4 separate regions of the Homo sapiens genome follow, and all the other regions are linked to region 1. A link is a loop called in an ENCODE intact Hi-C map of the cell type or tissue named here. Cell type or tissue: PC-3. All regions are shown on one strand.

Region 1 (5,000 bases):
TTAATGGCAAAAAAATGCAATTGCTTTTGCACCAACCTAATACAAAAGGCAGACTAGGAGTAAAGATAGTGATCTGCTCACTGCCTGCTCTTGGGGTATCTTCTGGTCCAAATGCTATAAATCTCAGGACACAGGCATGGGCAAAGACTTCATGTCTAAAATACCGAAAGCAATGGCAACAAAAGCCAAAATTGACAAATGGGATCTAATTAAACTAAAGCGCTTCTGCACAGTAAAAGAAATTATCATCAGAGTGAACAGGCAACCTACAGAATGGGAGAAAATTTTTGCAATCTATCCATCTGACAAAGGGCTAATGTCCAGAATCTACAAAGAACTTAAACAAATTTACAAGAAAAAAACAAACAAACCCATCAAAAAGTGGGTAAAGGATATAAACAGGCACTTCTCAAAAGAAGACATTTATGCAGCCAACAAACATATGAAAAAATGCTCATCATCACTGGTCATTAGAGAAATGCAAATCAAAACCACAATGAGATACCATCTCATGCCAGTTAGAATGGCGATCATTACAAAGTCAGGAAACAACTGATGCTGGAGAGGATGTGGAGAAATAGGAACGCTTTTACACTGTTGGTGGGAGTGTAATTAGTTCAATCATTGTAGAAGACAGTGTGGCGATTCCTCAAGGATCTAGAACTAGAAATACCATTTGACCCAGCAATCCCATTACTGGGTATATACCCAAAGAATTATATATCATTCTACTGTAAAGACACATGCACATGTGTGTTTGTTGTGCCACTATTCACAATAGCAAAGACTTGGAATCAACCCAAATATCCATCAATAATAGACTAGATAGAGAAAATGTGGCACATATGCACCATGGAATACTATGCAGCCATAAAAAATGATGAGTTCATGTCCTTTGCATGGACATGGATGAAGCTGGAAACCATCATTCTCAGCGAACTATCACAGGAACAGAAAACCAAACACCACATGTTCTCACTCATAAGTGGGAGTTGAGGAAGAAGAGCATAGACACAGGGAAGGGAATATCACACACCAGGGTCTGTCAGGGGATGGGGGATAGGGGAGGGATAGCATTAGGAGAAATACCTAATGTAGATGACGGGTTGATGGGTGCAGCAAACCACCATGGCACATGTATACCTATGTAACAAAACTTCATGTTCTGCACATGTACCCCAGAACTTAAAGTATAATTTAAAAAAAAAAGAAGAAGAAATTAAACTCATGCTTAATCCTGAAAAAAAAAATAAAGGAAAGAAAACATCTGTGACACAAAAGAGCCCCAAACCAAAGAGAGTTGCAAGTAATGCTGACCTTTTAGTAATAAAGGCTCTGGCACTGGTCTCTCCAGTTTGGCTTTGCTTTATAACCAGGAGGCAACTGGAAAACAAACAAAACATACAAGGTTTTATCACTTCATTCAAACAGACTTCAGAGAAGTGGCATCCAGGTATACTATAGAGATAATCAAATTCTATTGTTTGTCTAAGAGTCCACTGAATTTCTAAGTTAATTAAAGCAATGGGGAGAGAATAAAAAAAAAAAAACAGAAAGCCAGGCAAGGACTGTGTTTTCACTGGTGCTCCAGAAGATTCAGCAAGAAACAAGGGAGAGGAGAAAGGGAAACGAGCTGGCCAGACCTTCTCAGTGTGAGGGAAGCAAAGAATCACCGAGATGGTCCATTCATCTGCTCAACCACTGAGCACCCAGTGTGCACCAAGCTCTGTGCTGGAAAAATAAACACATAATTCCCTACCTCATGGAGAATGTAGCTCAGTAGGGGAAAGTCAGAAGCAAGTTGGCAATATGTGGTGTACAGGAGAAGCAGGGGCTGCCACGGGAGCACACAGCACCAGGCCTGGGGGCTCAGAAAAGCCTCCCCACAGGAAGCAACAGTGAATCTCAGACTCTCCTGCAGAGTAAGACCAGTTGGCCTGACATAGTGCATAGTGGGCTGAGGGAGGGGAGTATGAAGCAAGAGGAGAAAGCCTCAATCTGGAGAACAGCAAGCGTAGGGCTCAGGGAGCAAGCATGGGGTACAGGAAAAGGACAACTAGGTCAGAAGGCCTGGAGCAAAGAATGCAAGCAGGGTGGTGTCGGGTTCGCCACCTCTAAATATTATGCTCTCCATGGCTTCAGGCCCGCTGGACAAACCCAGGCAATGAACAGCCTCAGACCTGGAGAGCAGAACTCCTGACTCATACAGCTCATCTATCTTTGCACAGTGCCTTGTGTTCTTGCAGTCACACTCTTGGTTGCAGACACAATGCCAGCCGGAAATATGGCTGTGACAGGACAGTGACTCAGAGTATACAGTTGGGCAATGAGAACTTAAACCATAACTATAAGACTTTTTGCAAGAAAAACCTATTAGACAGAGACATACACACACTCAGATCAGCTACCCTAGCAACTCCTCCATTATATATTAAGAGGAGACCTCAAGCATTGCAAAATCTATTTGGGGGAATGGGGACCAGTTTTATTGCCTGCCTGTTCTTGAGAAAACTTGTGATAAATGGAATCAACTGAACCTTTTTTATTTTCAAATCTGCTCACACATAGCCTTAGGGTCATTTGTGATGTGAGACTGAAGGGGACTGGGATGCAGTGGATGACAGCTGCCCACCATCTGTCTGGTCCTAAACCATCCACCTTCCCACTGTAACTGCTCAGGCCCTCCTAGCCAGAGGCCTGTCAGGAGCCAATTGAGCTGTATCTATCCAGGTATCGTTACACATTTGTTTCAGTTGTGATTATTCTTTCTGGCAGACAAAGCCATCCTTGTGGAAGGTAGAGCAGGACAATCCCACCCAGGCACATGAACCAGGCAGCTGGCAGAGTGCATTGAGGTGGCTCTGCCATCTGCTGCTCAGAAGGAAGGGCCTGAGGCTCACACATGCCTCCAAAGCATGTAAACCCCAGACTTCACCAAACCAAGTGGTAACACCTCCATCCAAGTATCGTCAGCCCTTCTGGTCACATGGATGCATTGTGTGATTTCTCATCCTCTTCAAGTTTTAACCCTTGTCATTCACTTTGACCTGATAAAAATGCTGGGTTGCCAGTGGGAGGGGTTGAGAATAGGAAGCAAAGAGACTTCATAGTACGATTTGTCTTGCACTGGAGACAAATCAAGCCCTGGGATGGCCTTAGCCTCTTCTGTCCAGAGACGGTCCTGCTGAAAATAATAGATTTTATTCCTCAAAAAATTCATGTCATGGTTAGAGCTAAATCATTCTCCATTTTCGTCATTTTAGAAAACCAGAGATATAGTTCAAACTGGTAGTGACACCTTCTTCTACCACTCTGTGCCACCAGTGCCTAGCACACAAGCAGGTATTTATAAACAGTTATTGATACTATGTGATGAATTACTAGCACACAAGCCTGCTTATTTAGAAAAGGAAATTCTACAAAATCAAAGATCTAGAAGCACAGGTATGGACTATCCAGTAGAGAGTACACTTCAATATGTGGCTGCTCAAGAAGCCACTTATCAAATCAAACATAAGTGTGACTCTCATCACATGGGTCTTTTCAAAGTGGGGACCTATTCCTTTCCAGGATCTCACCTATTAGAAAAATGTATATTCACCCTATAGATTTTGTTTAAGATTCTGTCCTCTCTGTGGGGAGATATTTGGAGTTGTCACTCAGCAGCAGAGATCTGGAGGGACCAGATGGCTGGTAAAACAGGAGGCTATTCTCAATCCAGGGCCAACAGGAAAGCTGGAAGACAGAGCCCAAATTTAGTTTGAAACCTGATGCCCAACAGTATAAAATTAGAAATTCCTTTGAACCATCTGGTTCTTTTAAATAAATACCTGTTTGTCCAATCCTAGAATGGAAGGAGCTTCAAAGTCTAGCTCCCTTCCCTAAGACACAACATCTGTCCCATCCGTACTGAACAGCAGCCACGGGAGATACTTAATACTGGCTAGCTGACAGAGCCTAGGCTAATGGATGCCAATCTTAAGTACTCTAAAGTTCTTCAGAATCTTTCTAATTCCAATATCTCTTTCACTCTTCTCTTCCAACCACCAAATCCCCTCTTCTCACTCTCCCTGAGGCTAGAATACACACACACACACACACACACACACACACACACACACCCCGTCTAAAATATTTCAATGTAGTATTGTCCTTCTTCTGCCAACCCACCCATAACGATCATTCCTTCTCTACATTGCTCTACTTTCTATTGTCCTTCTCTCCCCTTCTCTGACAGTGATACGATTTATCCATAACCCCCCAAAAATCAACACTTCACACCCTTGTGAGGTGACTGTCTTAGTTCATTTTGTGTTGCTATAAAGGAATACCTGAGACTGGGTAATTTATAAAAAGAAGAGGTGTATTTGGCTTATGGTTCTGCAGCCTGTACAAGAAGCATGACCACATTTTACTGCTGGACATTTGCTTTGTATTAATAATAGTGAGTAATGATGCTATGAACATTCTTGGGCATGGCTTTTCATGTGTATATCCTATATTATGTAAAACCACTTCTAGGCACTTCCATACCTAGGAGTGGAATTTCCAGGTCACAGGATGAGCAATATTGAGTAGCAGATTTTGCAAACAGTTTCCCAAAGTGCTGGAATCATTTTACACACTCTTCAGTAGCACATAGGAACTTCTATTGCTCCTCACTCTTTTCAGCACTTTGTGTTATCTTTTAATCAGGACTCTCCAACCCCTGGTATCAGTCTGTGGCCTGTTAGGAACTGCGCCAGCATCTGCTCCTGGTGGGGACCTCAGGAAGCTTCCAGTTGCAGTGGAAGAGGAAGGAGAGCAGTGTGTCATATGGTGAGGGACGGGGCAAGAGAGAGACAGTGAGGGGAGGGGTGTCATGCTCTTTTAAACAACCACTCTCATGTGAACTAGTAGAGTGAGCACTCACTCATTAGGATGGGAAGGGCACCAAGCCATTCATGAGGGATCTGCCCACCTGATCCAAACACCTCCCATTACGCCCCATCTTCCAATAC
Region 2 (5,000 bases), 51 kb before region 1:
GTTTGGATTCCCTGTCACCCCCAGATTCCTAAGTCTACTGATGCACGGATTTACACAATCTGAGAAATGGGGGAAAGCTTAGCGACTATCCAGGTCAATTTTCTCACTTTAGAGATGTGGAAGGAAGCCAGCAAGGGTCTTTCCTAAGGTTACATGATCGGAAGCCACCTTCCTCCCCGAGTTTCCCCTCTCCTCTCTGTCAGAGCCCTGTAGCAGGAGCTGCTCTAGCTGCTTAGTTCTATTTTAAGACAAACTCTCACTCTGCAAACCACTTATAGAAAACAAGGGCATCTCACCCACCCTGCAATTTTCTCCACGTCTTCATTTTGGGTCATCCCCACTGTATGAGAGTCTGTGATGCTCACCAGAACCATGCCTCCAAGAATTCGTCTCAGGGTCCTTCTCTGTCACCTAGACGCTGGGCAGGGCAAGGCTGTTAAAGGTGGGAAATTATGCACTGGGGTGCTCCTTCTAAACATTTGGCCTTGGCCATTCTTCCCACCAGCCCTCTGAGGGTGAGGATAGGGGGCTTAAACAACCTCAGAGAAGGAAGCCTTGAGAGTTGCATGCACTCGCTAAATGTTGCACAGTCTTTGAGAGGACCGGCGTACGCACTCCTGCGCGCTCTCTCAGTACTTCTCTTCCCCTATTCAGAAGCTTGCGCTCCTCTATTCCCACCCACACCTAAAGAACTGGGATCCACGGCTGCCCTCCACCTGGCGTAGCCCCGGGAAGGGTGACAGGAAGCTTGTGTGGGCTGGGGACGCTGGGGGCCTAGCGGAGGTTCGCCACCTGCAGGGGGTCTTCAGGAGTCGGACTTCAGACGCCAAGAGGGCAGATGGAGGACACCGTCGTCGCTCTCCACGGTCTCTCTTCGTGACTTTCCTCCATGGCCTTAATGATGCCTGCCCTTCCCAGTCTCCCTCGCCTCCTTGCTCTTCTCCTTCTCGCCTTTCCCCCACCGCCTTCCACTTCGACCCCCATCGCCTGGTCTCCTTCCTCTCCGTGGGCTCGGCTTCTCCCTACCTCTTACAAGGCGCTCCCGTCGTGTTTCCACTTTGTCTCCAATTATATCTAAATGCAACCCACCACAGATGCTGACATTTTAAATGTTTAGTTATTATAGCTACTTGACTAATTGCCGGGACCGACGGCGGCGCTTCTCCTTCGCCTCCCGCCGGCAGGAGAGGACGGGGCGGGAGAGGAAGGGGTTAGTTGTGGTTGTAGCCGCCACTCCCCGGCGCCCGGGACCCGGGACGCCCAGTCGGGCCCTGCAGAGGGTGTCCTACCTGGGCACCAGCGGCCCCTCGCCTCCAGCCAGGGCACCGAAGGCGCGCCCGGCGGGATGCAGCGAACTGCCTCCTGCCCCGGGACAGTGGAGCGGCAGAAGGTCCAACCTTCCGGTTCGCCCACGCCCGCAAGGTGGAAAAAGTGGGGTGAAATCGGGGAAATTTAGCGAAATTGGGGCGAAAGAAGAGAGACCAAAGCGTGTTACTCACGTGCCAGATGGCGAAGAAGATGAGCGCAGCGCACAGCACCAGAGACAGCATGTAGCAGAACGCAGCGAAAGTGAAGGCCATGGCCGGCGGACCCCAATCCCACCACACACGCCAAGAAGCCCCTAGGAGCCCGATGCCTCCCTAGAGGACCGCACTCCCTCCAAGGAGCCGCGTCTGCACGCTCCTCTCCAGGCTAGTGCCCAGGAGGGCGCACAGCTAGCGAAGCGACTCGAGGGTCAGCGAATAAGCGCTGGATTCCCGCAGGCTCCGGCGACCCCAGACCCGGCCCTCCGGCGAAGACAGGAAAACGTGTGTCGAGAGTCGCTGGAGGGAACCGTCCGCAAATCGAAGAAGAAACCAAATCAGCAGCGAACACCTGCAAATTAGTGCCAAGCTGTGAGCCCCTCGAGACCAACACGACAAGCGATGCGACGACTCCACGGAGGACCGAGGGAGGAGGTCCCATTCGCCCCAGGAAGAGCTCTCTGCTTTTCTCCACTAAACCGCTGAGGAGAGACGAGCGCTCCGCTCCGGACCCTCCCGCGCCACCGGGGCGCAAACGGATAGTGTCCAGCGAGGTGCCCGAGCGGCCTCCGAGCTCCTCCCAAATCCCAGAGCCGGGCAGCGCTCTTTCCCGAGAGAAGGAGTCTTTAGGTAGCCGGGAGGAGGTAGGTCCCGTTGGTCCTGCGCCCCAGACGCGGCTTCCAGCGCAGCCGTGCGCTCCGAGGCGCGCCCGTCCCCAACCGTGACTCCGGCCAGCCGGCCTCCGCAACCCAAGTGTCCCGGAAACCGGGGGTCGGACCGGGGCGAGCACTGGCTCCACCCAACGGGCCAACTCCAGCCCGGGTGGCTGCAGCAGTGGGTTTCAGGCCAAACGCTGTAGCTCGCTCCACCTGCTGCTGCCGCTGCCGCCGCCGCCGCCGCCGCCTTTGCCACTGCGAGAACTGTAGCGGTGCGACCCGGGATTCCCTCCTCTCGGCGCCCCACCCTCGACTCCTGTTCCGCTGAGCGCGCCCTCCCCGGCGGGCGGAGACTGCAGCGCCGGGGGCTGAGGAAAGGTGGGTGGCGAAGCGCCGCCGGGCGCTTGGTGGCCGCTGCCGCCGCCACTGCAGCTGTGCACGCCCGCCTCTCGGAGGAAACTTGAAGCCAGCAGTACAAGCAGGGCTGGAGGCCGAGCGGAGGTGGGGCGGGACCGGTTGGAGCAGGGACTCTTTAAACACGTGCGTCTGGAGGAGGTGGGAAGCTGCGGAAGGGTATGGTGTGTGCCTCGCGCCTAAACGCCGCAGCCGCCCCTCCCGGTTCTTGCAGTTTCGCCTATCGGAGTGGGAAGTGTGGGGACTTGGGGCGTTGCCTAGTGTTGGTTGGGGATACAGTGCAAGCCTTGGATCCCAAAGCTGCTTGGATGGATTTTACCAAACTGTAGCATACTCAGTGCTTAGGGCTGCGTTTACTGCTCTGCTCCCAGACCCTGCAAAATTCTCCATTAACGTCCTTCCGTTGCATCCTCTACCCTCCCCAGCCATCCGACCTTGGGACTAGGGAAACGTGGACTTGGTGGGCTATTCTGCGCTGAAGAGGCAGCAACGAGGGCTCGGTGGTATTGGTGTTGGTCCTAGTGGAATTGTCAAGAGGATGCTTTTGAAGGTAGACCGTTTTCTAGCTGCAAGTTACCTAACCTCTTTAATCCTTAGTTTCCTTATCAGAAAAACATAAATAAGAGTAGAGTCAAGCCATTTCAAAGGATTAAAAGGGAACATAAGTAAAAAACCTAGCACTTGGTATACGTTCAATAAGTGGTAGGGATTATTAATTGCACCCTTTCCCCCAGTGGCCCAGCATCTTGGAAGTTCACCATGCTTGCTTTGCAAGAGATTCCTGACGCTGCAGTGAAAGAGGTCCAGTCATTCCAGAGAGAACTTCAGTTTCAGACAAGTCATCAAATCCAGAAAGCAAGGAAAAATACCCTGAAAGACGACTGGCAAATCTCGGTGAAAGAGTAGACGCACTTCATGGATTGGAGTGAATCTTAGAGCACCTGGTACCTTGCACAGGGTGGGAACTAGATAAATAACTATTGCTTGATTCTGACTCTGGTGTGCTAGTTTTCCTGTTCACAGATGTGATTCCAATGCCTTGAGAGCTGGAAGGGATGAATTCCAGCAAGATAGAGATACAGCTTTCTAGTGACAGAACTGGAATCCTGTCTGCGGACTCCTAATCCTGGGCTCTTTCTACTATGCCCCAACATTCCTGCAGCTATTTGGCCACATCTTTTACTTATTTATTTATTTATTTATTTATTTATTTATTTATTTATTTGACGGAGTCTCACTTTGTCGCCAGGCTGGAGTGCAGTGGCGTGATCTCTGCAACCTCCACCTCCCTGGTTCAAGCGATTCTCCTGCCTTAGCCTCCCGAGTAGCTGGGACTACAGGCACGCACCACCACGCCCAGCTAATCTTTGTATTTTTAGTAAAGACGGGGTTTCACCATGTTGGCCAAGATGGTCTCGATCTCTTGACCTCGTGATCTACCCACCTCGGCCTCCCAAAGTGCTGGGATTACAGGCGTGAGCCACCGCTCCAGGCCCTTCAATTTATTTTATTTTATTTTTTTGAAGACAGTCTTGCTGTGTTGCCCAGGCTGGAGTGCAGTGGTGCTATCATAGCTCACTGTAGCCTCAAACTCCTTGCTAGGACTACAGGCATGCACCACCACACCCAGATAATTTTTGTTTTGTTTTGTTTGCAGACATAGGTCTCAATATATGGCCAGGCTGGTCCCAAACTCCTGGCCTCAAGCAGTCTTCCAGCCTTGGCCTCCCAAAGCGCTGGGATTATAGGTGTGCACCACAGTGCCTGGCCTCATATCTCCCTCCAGTTTAGAAACTAGATGCCTTTCAGTGAGAAGTGGAGAAATTAGAGCAAATCCAGAGGCTGATGACCAGAGCAATGAACCGATCTACATTTTATTGCCTCTGGGTCAGGACCGGCTACATACTTTGGAGGGCCAAGTGCAAAATGAAAATGTGGGACTTTGTATTAGGCCGTTCTTGCATTGCTATAAAGAAATACCTGGCCAGGCATGGTGGTTTATGCCTGTAATCCCAGTACTTGGGGAGGTCGAGGTGGGCAGATCACCTGAGCTTAGGTATTTGAGACCAGCCTGGACAACATGGCAGAAACCCCATCTCTACAAAAAATACAAAAATTAGCCGGGTGTGGTGGCATGCACCTGTAGTCCCAGCTTCTTGCAGGGCTAAGGTGAGAGTGTTGCTTGAGCCCAGGAGGTCAAGGGTGCAGTGAGCTGTGTTCATACCACTGCACTCCAGCCTAGGCAATAGAGCCAGACCCTGTCTCAAAAAAAAAAAACAAAAACCTGAGGCTGGGTACTTTATAAAGAAAACAGGTTCAATTGGCTCACCGTTCTGCAGGCTGTACAAGCACGGCACCAGCATTTGCTCGGCTTCGGGGGAGGCCTCAGGGTTGCTTTTATTCATGG
Region 3 (5,000 bases), 51 kb after region 1:
TGCCCCATCTGTTCAGCGCTGTTCTGTCCATGGCAGGCGCCGAATGGCTTATCTGCTCTTGCAGTGCAGACCCATGCAGGGGCCAGGCTGTCTGGGGAGGCCTACAGAGACATGGAGGGCCAGCACCACTGCCTGGAGCATGCAGAGGCTTTGCAAAGGCCCAACCCCAAAGGCAGAAAGCCCATGACTCTTCATGGCAGCCCTTTTGCTTTGAGATCTAGGAAATTTTCATCTCTAGCATTGAGCTAGGCTTTGAAAACACAAGGATGAATAAGATGCCATACCTGCCCTCTAAGGTTCATAGTCTCGTGGGAAGCCCATAGATGTGGCCCAGTGGTAGCACCTGGAGTTGACTAGGAAGTCAGCAAGGTAAGTTGAGCTGTGAAGGGCTTTATGTGCCAAGCCGAAGTGCATGGATTTTTTTTTTTTTTTTTTTTTTTTTTTTTGAGACAGAGTCTCGGTTTGTCGCCAGGCGGGAATGCAGTGGCACAATCTCGGCTCACTGCAACCTCCGCCTCCTGGTTCGATCGATTCTCCTGCCTCAGCCTCTCAAGTAGCTGGGACTACAGGCACGTGCCACCATGCCCAGCTAATTTTTGTATTTTTAGTAGAGACAGGGTTTCACCATGTTGGCTAGAATGGTCTCTATCTCTTGACCTCATGATCTGCCCACCTCGGCCTCCCAAAGTGCTGGGATTACAGGGGTAAGCCACCGCGCCTGGGCAGTTCATGGATTTTTTTCTCTACATTTGTGGGTCATAAAACACAATCCAGAGGGTACAAGAAGAAAATACTAAAATGTTCATGTATTTATTTTTATACAATTAAACACATAATAAGCTAAGCTTTATTAATATTCACTCTAAGCAACGACCTTCGTACCTTCACTTGGTCCACTCATCAGTGACCACAAGTCACAGGGTCTTGAGTGATCCTGGGGGAACAGTGGGCATCCCACAACGTGGACGGCTTGACACTGGCGATTCTACTTCTCGGCTCTTGTTCAGCATGATGTGGCCTGTTATAGACAAGCCTGGGTAAGTGGAACTACAGAGAGGATCCCATGTTTAACTATCCCCAAAGTGGGCAAGAGGCTTAAGCTTTTTTCAAAAAAGAAACTGTGGATTGAAGTAATAATGCAAAACAAGATGAACAGCAAGAAAGAGGCAGACCTGACAAGTTGTTAGCCATATTTCAAGGGCAAACAAGACAATATAATCAGATCTCACAGGCCAGCCAAAAAGTTTTCAAATTACCAAAAGAGTCTTTGAAACATGGCTTGGTGCGTGCTGCTGCTAATGAGGAATCTAACCCTAAGTGTAATTGTGCTCAAGATATTAGCTGACAACAGTAATGAAACCATTGCAGTTAACAAGACATTTTAAAATACTGCTTTCCTTTTCTTTACCATTTTTTGAGTTAATATTTGTGTATACTTTACAATGAGCATAATATATTGGTACAGTCATGCATGTACAAAAGTACACATAAATAAGCATACATCTGCTGGGAGTGCATACTCAACACTTTTCACTGCTAAAGAGTGGTAATCAAATCAATGCCACTGTAAATAGCCTAGACCCCCGCCCAGACCCTCCTGTTCTTGGCTTTCACCTTCCAGAAGCAGTAGGAAAAACACTAAAAACATTAAAAGTGGGCACTGCCTACTAAAACTTTGTCAAAGATCATTCCAAAGAGTAAGACCTGCTGGTTTAACAAAACTGTTCCTTCCTAGTCATGGCCATGTGCCAGAGAGGAACAGGTACCCAGCTAAATCTCAGCTCTGCAGCTCACCAAGATGTGGGGCAATTCAAGTCACTTCTCTGGCCTAGGCTCCACACAGGCAAAATAAAGGAGTGTAAGGTAGTATGGGAGGCAGAGAAGGGGCTTCTGTTTTAATGGGGGTTTTGTTTTTGTTGTTTGTTTTTTGAGACAGGGTCTCACTCTCGCCAAGGCTGGAATGCGGTGGCATGACCACGGCTCACTGCAGCCTCAACCTCCCTGGGCTCAGGTGATCCTGCCACCACACCCTCCCAAGTGGCTGGGACTACAGGCTCGCACCACCACACCCAGTTAATTTTTGTATTTTTCGTAGAGACAGGATTTTGCTATACTGCTCAGGCTGTTCTTGAACTCCTGGCTTCAAGTGATCCGCCCACCTCAGCCTCCCAAAGTGCTGGGATTACAGGTGTGAGCCATTATGCCCAGCTTATTTTAATGTTAATTCTTTATCTTAATATGTATTTGAAAAATAGCAATTTTCCATTTATGATGGTGGTCTTTTTAAAATCAACTTATGTAAGTTTTACAGGAGTAGATATTAAAATACTAAACAAATAATATAGCTAGTGTGCAGATTTAGATGTCAAAAACTGGGGGCTGGAGTGTAACTGTGGACTCAGAAACCCTGGCTAGATGATATTTATCTAGTGCCCAGGTCTGAAACTCTATGATTATTCTTAACCTGCATGCGTATAAACTAAAATATCGTAAGGCCCTTATAGCAAACAATAGGACTTAGACAAGTATGTTCCAGTTCAGTTCAGGTAGATCATTTTATACCTCTTGGTCTCTGGCCCCTGATTTAAGATGAACAAATGCAAATCAAAAGAAGATGAATGAAGTGGCTTTTTGTGATGACAGTTTCTGCTGCTGTTGGAGATGAGGTTTGAAGGAGAAGGGTGTTTGTTTGTTTGTTTGTTGCTTTAATAAAGAAAGCTCTCTGCCTTGCCGCTGTGGGAGTCTAAAACTACTGTAGAAAGAAATGTCCAAATATCAGCAAAGGGAGGGAAGGAACGTGAGCCTCAGGCCCTGTCGCTCACCCAGACGCCCTCTCCCGGCAGAAACGTGCGGGTTTGGTGCCCCCTGCTGGCCCTTTTCTGACAAAGACGGACACCCAACCACGGAGGGCCTGGGAGGGCCACTGCAAAGTGAGCCTCTCAATGGTCGTGTGAGTGCGCAGTCTTGCAAAAACGCACCTGAAACAACAGCAATGCATAATGCATGACTGTTAAGAAGACAGATCCCATGAAGTAGCTCTGTGTCTCCTCCTTCATGCCACTATATTGAATTAATGTGTAACTTGAATAGACAACAGCAGAACCCGGGGGAAAATTCGAAGGGCCTCTTCTCATCACTGCTTCTGTCCTCAGCCAAATGGTTCCCCGTGTCCTCCAGGTGCACTGAGAACACAGCTTTTGCAACAGCCCTTACGTGCATCTGAACTGAGGCTGGGAAGTGGGGCTCGGGCATTGCAATCATTTCCTCAAGAAACAAGCTGGCCAGGCCCAGGGGCTCACACCTGTAATCCCAGCACTTTGGGAAGCTGAGGCAGGAGGATCAGTTGAGTCCAGGAGTTCGAGACCAGCCTGAGCAACATAGAGAGACCCCCCCCCTCCCACCCCCACCCCCACCCCCAACTCTACAAAAATTAAAAAAAAAAATTAACCAGGTGTGGTGGTATGTGCCTATAGTCCCAGCTACTCAGTGGGATGATTGCTTGAATCTGGAAGGTTTAGGCTGCTGTGAGCTGTGATCACACCACTGCACTCCAGCCTGAGTGACAGAGCAAGATCCACTGTTTAAAAAAAAAGCTAGGTAGCACAAATTGTAAATTATACAAAGGGACACAGGCTGCGGGCAGGGTCTCTGCTCTCAAAGGGCTTTCCATCTAGAAAAAGAGATAAAAACAGAAATGGTTAATAATGTCAGTTACCATTTATTAAGCCAGCCACTTTACCATTATCTCCAGTGTTAACAGCAATGCTGTAAGCTAATAATTGCCACGTTGCAGATGGGTAAACAGGTTCAAAGAGGCCAAAGGACAGAGGCCAAAAGCGGGAGAGCCAGGTCTCCAACCCTGGTCAGCTTGACTCTGAACTCCATTCTGTGTTCACTCACATCATTTTTAGCTTAGTTCCCCTATACACGTGGGAAGATAAACTACACCCACCCACACATGGGCCCACACATGAACAGGGAGGGCACGTACCCATGACAATAGCCACCTCAGGGGCTGGAGGAAGGTAAATGGGCTGGAGGGGTGGCAGGGTGGGTGGGATGAAGGAAATACAAATGTGTTCTTTCTTTTATTTTAAAAACAAACAAGGTTTAAAGCCCACATATACCTCATGGTATGTTGTTAGATAAAAATACTTTTAAATGCAAATAAAAATTGTTAAATGTAAAAAATGTCAACATTTGTTCATTTTGGTTGATGGGTACCTGGCTATTCATTACTGTATTTTCTGTATAGCTCCATTTTTTCTTTTTTGTTTTTGAAACAAGGTCTCACTCTGTTGCCTCAGCTGAAGTGCAGAGGCACCATCATAGTTCACTGTAACCTCAAACACCTGGGCTCAACTGATTTCCCCCTCAGCCTCCCAAGTAGCTAGAACTACAGGCGTGCACCACCATGCCTCGCTAATTTTTTAATTTTCTGTAGAGATGGGTCTGACTTTCTTGCCCAGGCTAGTCTCAAATTCCTGACCTCAAGCGATCCTCTGCCTTGGCCTCTCAAAGTGCTAGGATCACAGGCATGAGCCACCATGCCCATTCTTAGCTCCAAACTTTTTTTTTTTTTTGAGACGGTGTTTCACTCTTGTTGCCCAGGCTGGAGTGCAATGGCACGATCTCGGCTCACTGCAACCTCCACCTCCAGGGTTCAAGCGATTCTCCTGCCTCAGCCTCCCTAGTAGCTAGGATTACAGGCATGCGCCACCACGCCCAGCTAATTTTGTATTTTTAGTAGAGACGGGGTTTCTCCATGTTGGTCAGGCTGGTCTCGAACTCCTGACCTCAGGTGATCCACCCGCCTCAGCCTCCCAAAGTGCTGGGATTACAGGCATGAGCCACCATGCCTGGCCAGCTCCAAACTTTTAAAAATTTTCTTAAATTTGTTTTGTTTGAGATAGGGTTTGTCCTGTCACCCAGGTTGGAGTGCAGTGGCATGATCATAGCTCACTGCAGCCTCGCCCTCCTAAACTCAAAGGATCCTCCTA
Region 4 (5,000 bases), 72 kb before region 1:
ATGTTAAGCTCTGGCCTGTGGCATGATTTCCCTCCAGGCCCTCAGGAAGAAATTTAGAACAAAGAATGACAGACAGAGTTCAGTCCTCAGTTCCCCCTTATCTGAGGTCTACCTGCCAGTGATGGCATTTTCCATTTTCCATCTGGTAGGGGTCCAGGTTTCTGAAAAACAACTCAGGGACATATGTTAAGATGTTATCTTTAGTTTCTACAGGGAACCAAACATGTTCTGGCTCTAATTTCCTTGGCTATTGTTTTAAGCTATTATCACCTTCTTGCTTATCACGCTGTTCCTTTACTTTTCAAGGCTAGCTAGGTACTTGGAATTTTCCTTGAAGGAACTCAAGACTTTCCATTATTTTCAAGCTTGAGAAGGTGGGGCCCGCAGGCCCCTAAGAGGGCTCACAAGACAGACACCAGGTCTTTCTCCTTTTCAGCCAATCTCCTTCAAGGCCTGAAGTACGAGGGGGACATGAGGACCCCATCCAGGTCTGAATCACATCATCATCAGGTAATGGGGCTTCTTGTACTTGAAAATCCACTTGAAGAGAATGCTAGGCAGTGTCTGCCAATTTCCTATGGAAGAGAGAGCTCAAAGGTCAATAGTATGTACTGAGCCTCCCATGACCCTGGGGTCCTTGCTGGGAGGGGAGAAGGCTACTTGGGAATTTACCTTCCTATTGGGGAAAGAGAATTTGCAGACCAAACAACCATAAGAATACATTTCCTGAGCAAAACAGAAAGGCTCACTTTCCACAGCAAGAGATACATATCACCTTAAGGATGTACAGGAGACTCCAGTCAAAAGGGAAACTGGCAGGTAAGAAGCAAATCATGAGAAACTTCCTGGAGGAGGAAGGAAATTGGAAATATGGACTGGTAAAAAGTAGAACTGCAAATAAAATAAATAATGGCATGTTACAGGTACAGAGGTGACACCAAGTATAAAGTATTGACAAGGTGATGAACTTCATTTAATGTGAGGTCCTAGAGCAGGATCATGAGAAGATAAGACGGAGTATCATGGAATGTTGGAGAGATCCCGTGGCCAGTGCTTCCTGAAGCTTCCTAATGCTACCTGCATGTTCTAATCACTTGGGAGCTAAAAATTCAGAGTCCTGAACCCACGTAAGCCTTCCTGAGAGATAACATCTAGGGATGTGCCAGCTATGGGAACCACTAACCCTGCCACCCCTCCTTTTACAGAGCAGGAAACTGGGGCCCAGAATGTTACGGCACCGCTGGTAAAGTCAGGAAAGGCAAGCCAGAGGAGAGTTCTAGAGCCCAAATTCAGAAGCTCAGGTCTGACATGGCATGGGGAAGAATGAACTACAAGAGAATCCACCTGTCAGGATGCAAATCCTGGTGGGAGGGACTCGGGGGTATCCACAGAGCCTTCCGGAGGCCCCTGAAAAAGGCTGATGCTGGAGGCAGGCGCTGGGCCAAAACCCTGTCAACATCCTTGTCCCTTGGGAATCTCCCCATGGTGTTCAACTCTTCACCTGAATCCTCTGCTGACACTGCCCGGCCTCCCCCTGGGTGCGCAGGCTGTAAAGCCATCCAAGGGCCGGGTCAGCCACTAAGGAATCTGGAGCGGAAGGTGCAGGCTAGCCCTACCCAGTCTCTAGGATGTTGGCACCTGCTCACATGCACAGCCGCAAGGCGTTCTTCCATCTCGCTGCATGAGCCTTTTCTTTCTTTTATTGTTAGGGCAGGAAATATTTCAGTTACACTCAAAAGCAGGCTTTCTATATTGGAGACATTATAAACAGGAAATGCCCATTTGCTTCATTTTACTTTTCTTATTCATCAATTTTAAAAGCATTGAAGCCACAGCAAATCTGTCTTCCACAAGGCAAGGGTGGCAGGTGCCACTGGCAGAGAGGGAGTGCCAGACAGGGGGACTGGGGGTGTGGGGTGCAGACAGATGATGTTGACTGGCCAAGGGATCACTGAGAGGATAGAAAGGGCCTCAAGAGGCCACCCAAGAAGACAGCACCACAGAGCTCTGCCTCCGCCCAGCTGAGCGGCTGGTGACATTCATAACATGCTAACTATGTGAGCAACAAGACCGCAACTGGCCACTTGGTAATAAGCCAGCCATTACCTTGTTCATGATCCGTTCCTGTGAGACTGTACTGAGCCAGACAACACTATGACAAAGGGAGAAAGGGTGTGGTTTTGTTGGTGGTTAACAAAGATCTTCTGAAGGCAAGTCAAGGGGCCAGTACTAAACAGCTCCTGAAAATACACGATCTTCATCTTGCTATGTTGAGGCAGGAGAGGGTGACCCCGCCAACTCAGAACATCAGGAGGCTGAAGCAACTGTTTTGCCCCTTGTTTGGCAGTAAGAGAATGCAACCCAGAGACAGGAGAACTAACTTGGGGGGTGGGGAGGGTGGGTTGGAGACTGGCATCCAGGTGCAGCACATTGCCTGTCTCACAACTCTGAATTAGGGCTGCATGTGTGTGCGGGGACCTCGCAGATGGAAATATCTGCTCACAAGTAAAGAAAGCATCTCTCGCTGGGCGTGGTGGTTCACGCCTGTAATCCCAGCACTTTGGGAGGCTGAGGTGGGTGGATCAGGAGGTCAGGAGTTCGAGACCAGCCTGGCCAACATAGTGAAACCCCGTCTCTACTAAAAATACAAAAAAAATTAGCCAGGCGTGGTAGCACATGCCTGTAATCCCAGCTAGTCGGGAGGCTGAGGCAGGAGAATCGCTTGAACCCGGGAGGCGGAGGTTGCAGTGAGCCAAGATCACGCCACTGCACTCCAGCCCAGGTGACCATGCGAGACTCCATCTCAAAAAAAAAAAAAAAAAGAATGCATCTCTCAAAGACAGATAGATGATAGACAGATAATAGATTAGATACTGTAGATAGATAGATGATAGATAAATAAAAATCTTAAAGCAACCTTCTAATTCACATCTTCCTCAGGGCTAAGCAATATCTTAAATATGGAGATTGGCTGAATATTATATGTGTACCGCTTTTTTTAATTCAATCAACGTCTTTCTCCTTCAGCCCATCCAGAAAACAACCAATGCCACAAAATCCAATTAGGAGTTGTGGAGGAAGTAGGAATACTAAGTACACACAGCTGTAAAGATCAAGTAACTACACCAAACTTTACTTGACTCCTTTAACAACTTTGCCACATCAAACTTTATTTGGCTCCTTAAAGGAACTCATTTTAACAGAGGTGCTGGCACACAGCATAGCTCAAAAAGATCAAGTTTTTGTTCTTTATTGATGTTGCTATAAAGCACACTAGCTTGTCTGATGTAAGCTCCTGGGACTGGACACTGGTCTGGTAATTAGGAAGCAGAATTCCCCTCCGGGCTTCGTCCTGAATAGGCTGTGATCTCGACCAAGTCACTTTACCTCTCTAGGTTAAAGTATCCTCATTTCCAAATGAGACGACAGAACCAGGTGATCTTAGGTCCCTTCAGGTGTCAGGATTCCAGGACTATGTGATTACATGACTGTATCCCTCTTTCATCAATGTAGTCAAATTAAAAGAAAACAAATATGCAAATGGTAAACCGAACTCACCCAACCCAACCCCATTACCAGAAGGATGGTGCCATCAGCTAAGACCTGGTGCACCAACACAGAGCAACCAACACTTCTAACAACGGGGTGCCACAGCTGCTCCTGGTTAAGCCCTTGACCCCAGACGTTTTACTGTCTTGGGTTTTGGCTTGCTGTATTGTTGATTTTTGTTTTCTTAAACGAAACATTCCACTTGGTATTTTGATATAAAAAAGAGGGTTCACGCAGTAATCCCAGTGCTTTGGGAGGCCAAGGCAGGAGGATCACTTGAAGCCAGGAGTTCAAGATCAACGTGGGCAACGGAGTGAGACCCCCCCATTTCTAGAAAGAAAAAAAAATGAGCCAGGTGTGGTGGCACACACCTGTAATCCCAGCTACTCAGAAAGCTGAGGCAGGAGGAATGCTTGAGCCCAGTTGAGCCCAGGAGTTCAAGGTGAGAGTGAGCTATGATTACACCACTGCTCTCTAGCCCAGGCAACAAAGTGAGACCCTGTCTCTAACGAAGGAAGGGAGGAAAAAGTGAAGAAATATATGGACTAAGCTAAGAAGTAGGTCTCAGAAACAACCAAACTTTTGCATGCTGTGGGCTGACTGCTCATGTCCAAGGCCGAGGCCGGCTCGGCTGTGCTGTGAGGTCTGAGTCAGCATCCCTGTCCTAGCACAGCCCCCGGCACTTTATTTTCCTCCCTGTTGCTCAGCAGGACTCACTTCTTGAAAATGCTTGCTGTTCCTACAGTCATTTCTCTGTTGATTTTAATAATCTTGCCACACCAAACTTTATTTGGCTTCTTTAAGAAACTCATTTTAACAGAGGTGCCAGCACACAGCATAGCTTTGAGCCATAATATCACCTCTCCCCTTGGTAGGGTTTGGCTGTGTGTCCCCACCCAAATCTCATCTCGAATAGTAATCCCCAAGTGTCGTGGGAGGGGCCTGGTGGGAGGTGATTGGATCATGGGTGCAGATTCCCCCATGCTGTTCTCATGATAGTGAGTGAGATCTCACAAGATCTGATGGTTTAAAAGTGTTTAGGGCAGTTCCCCCCGACCCCCGCCATTCTCTGTCCTACCACCATGTAAGATGTCCCTTGCTTCCCCTTACCTTCTGCCATGATTATAAGTTTCCTGAGGCCTCTCCAGCCATGCAGAACTGTGAGTCAATTAAACCTGTTCTTTATAAATTACCCAGTCTCAGGTAGTTCTTTATAGCAGTGTGAAAATGAACTAACACACCCCTTGTGAGACAACGGATGCTGCCTCCCATTTATGGAGCAAAACAACTTATACTCTGAACAGTGCTGAAAACTGCCAACTTTGCTAATTATGAGCTAGCAGCTCCTGGCGGGGATGCAGCGGGGCATATTAAGTGGTGCAGGTAGGGCCGAGGCTTGGTGTGAATCGGGGACGTGAAATTGAACACCTCTGCTCAACACAGAACAGATG

The links. Hi-C counts contacts between places; a loop is a spot of excess contacts. Peaks named below come from ENCODE experiments on the same cell type or tissue, not always from the same donor. Only the 100,000 strongest peaks of a DNase experiment are listed, where the experiment ranks them.
Region 2: a loop joins it to region 1, with 2.7 times the contacts of the local background. A loop is called at or near these places in 3 of 110 quality-filtered maps.
Region 3: it touches region 1 in a loop (6-fold over the local background); 7 of 110 quality-filtered maps call a loop at or near these places.
Region 4: a loop joins it to region 1, with 5 times the contacts of the local background. A loop is called at or near these places in 6 of 110 quality-filtered maps.

Annotation. Positions count from the first base shown.
Region 1 is chr1:224,562,582-224,567,581 of GRCh38, reverse strand. It overlaps a transcript of CNIH3 not described here. Among named protein-coding and RNA genes, the nearest start is that of CNIH3-AS2, 51 kb to the left of the region's middle. In PC-3, no CTCF peak of the experiment used is centred here; DNase peaks (open chromatin) are centred at 2,241 and 4,511; H3K4me3 peaks cover 1,287 bases; H3K27ac peaks cover 3,954 bases.
Region 2 is chr1:224,613,755-224,618,754 of GRCh38, reverse strand. It overlaps CNIH3 (cornichon family AMPA receptor auxiliary protein 3), which reads right to left and starts at 2,438. Exons shown (of 6, transcript NM_152495.2): 1 at 1,500-2,438. The coding sequence starts at 1,580. It overlaps CNIH3-AS2 (CNIH3 antisense RNA 2), which reads left to right and starts at 2,528. Exons shown (of 4, transcript NR_183287.1): 1 at 2,528-2,557; 2 at 3,019-3,143; 3 at 3,328-3,551. In PC-3, no CTCF peak of the experiment used is centred here; a DNase peak (open chromatin) is centred at 2,604; H3K4me3 peaks cover 3,083 bases.
Region 3 is chr1:224,511,759-224,516,758 of GRCh38, reverse strand. It overlaps a transcript of CNIH3 not described here. Among named protein-coding and RNA genes, the nearest start is that of WDR26, 79 kb to the right of the region's middle. RefSeq lists a silencer at 942-1,146. In PC-3, CTCF peaks have their summits at 2,655 and 2,863 (motif pointing left); a DNase peak (open chromatin) is centred at 2,868.
Region 4 is chr1:224,634,775-224,639,774 of GRCh38, reverse strand. The region is part of intron 1 of CNIH3 (cornichon family AMPA receptor auxiliary protein 3); the gene reads right to left. Among named protein-coding and RNA genes, the nearest start is that of CNIH3, 21 kb to the right of the region's middle. RefSeq lists an enhancer at 1,750-2,392. In PC-3, no CTCF peak of the experiment used is centred here; DNase peaks (open chromatin) are centred at 2,094 and 4,234; H3K4me3 peaks cover 412 bases; H3K27ac peaks cover 2,459 bases.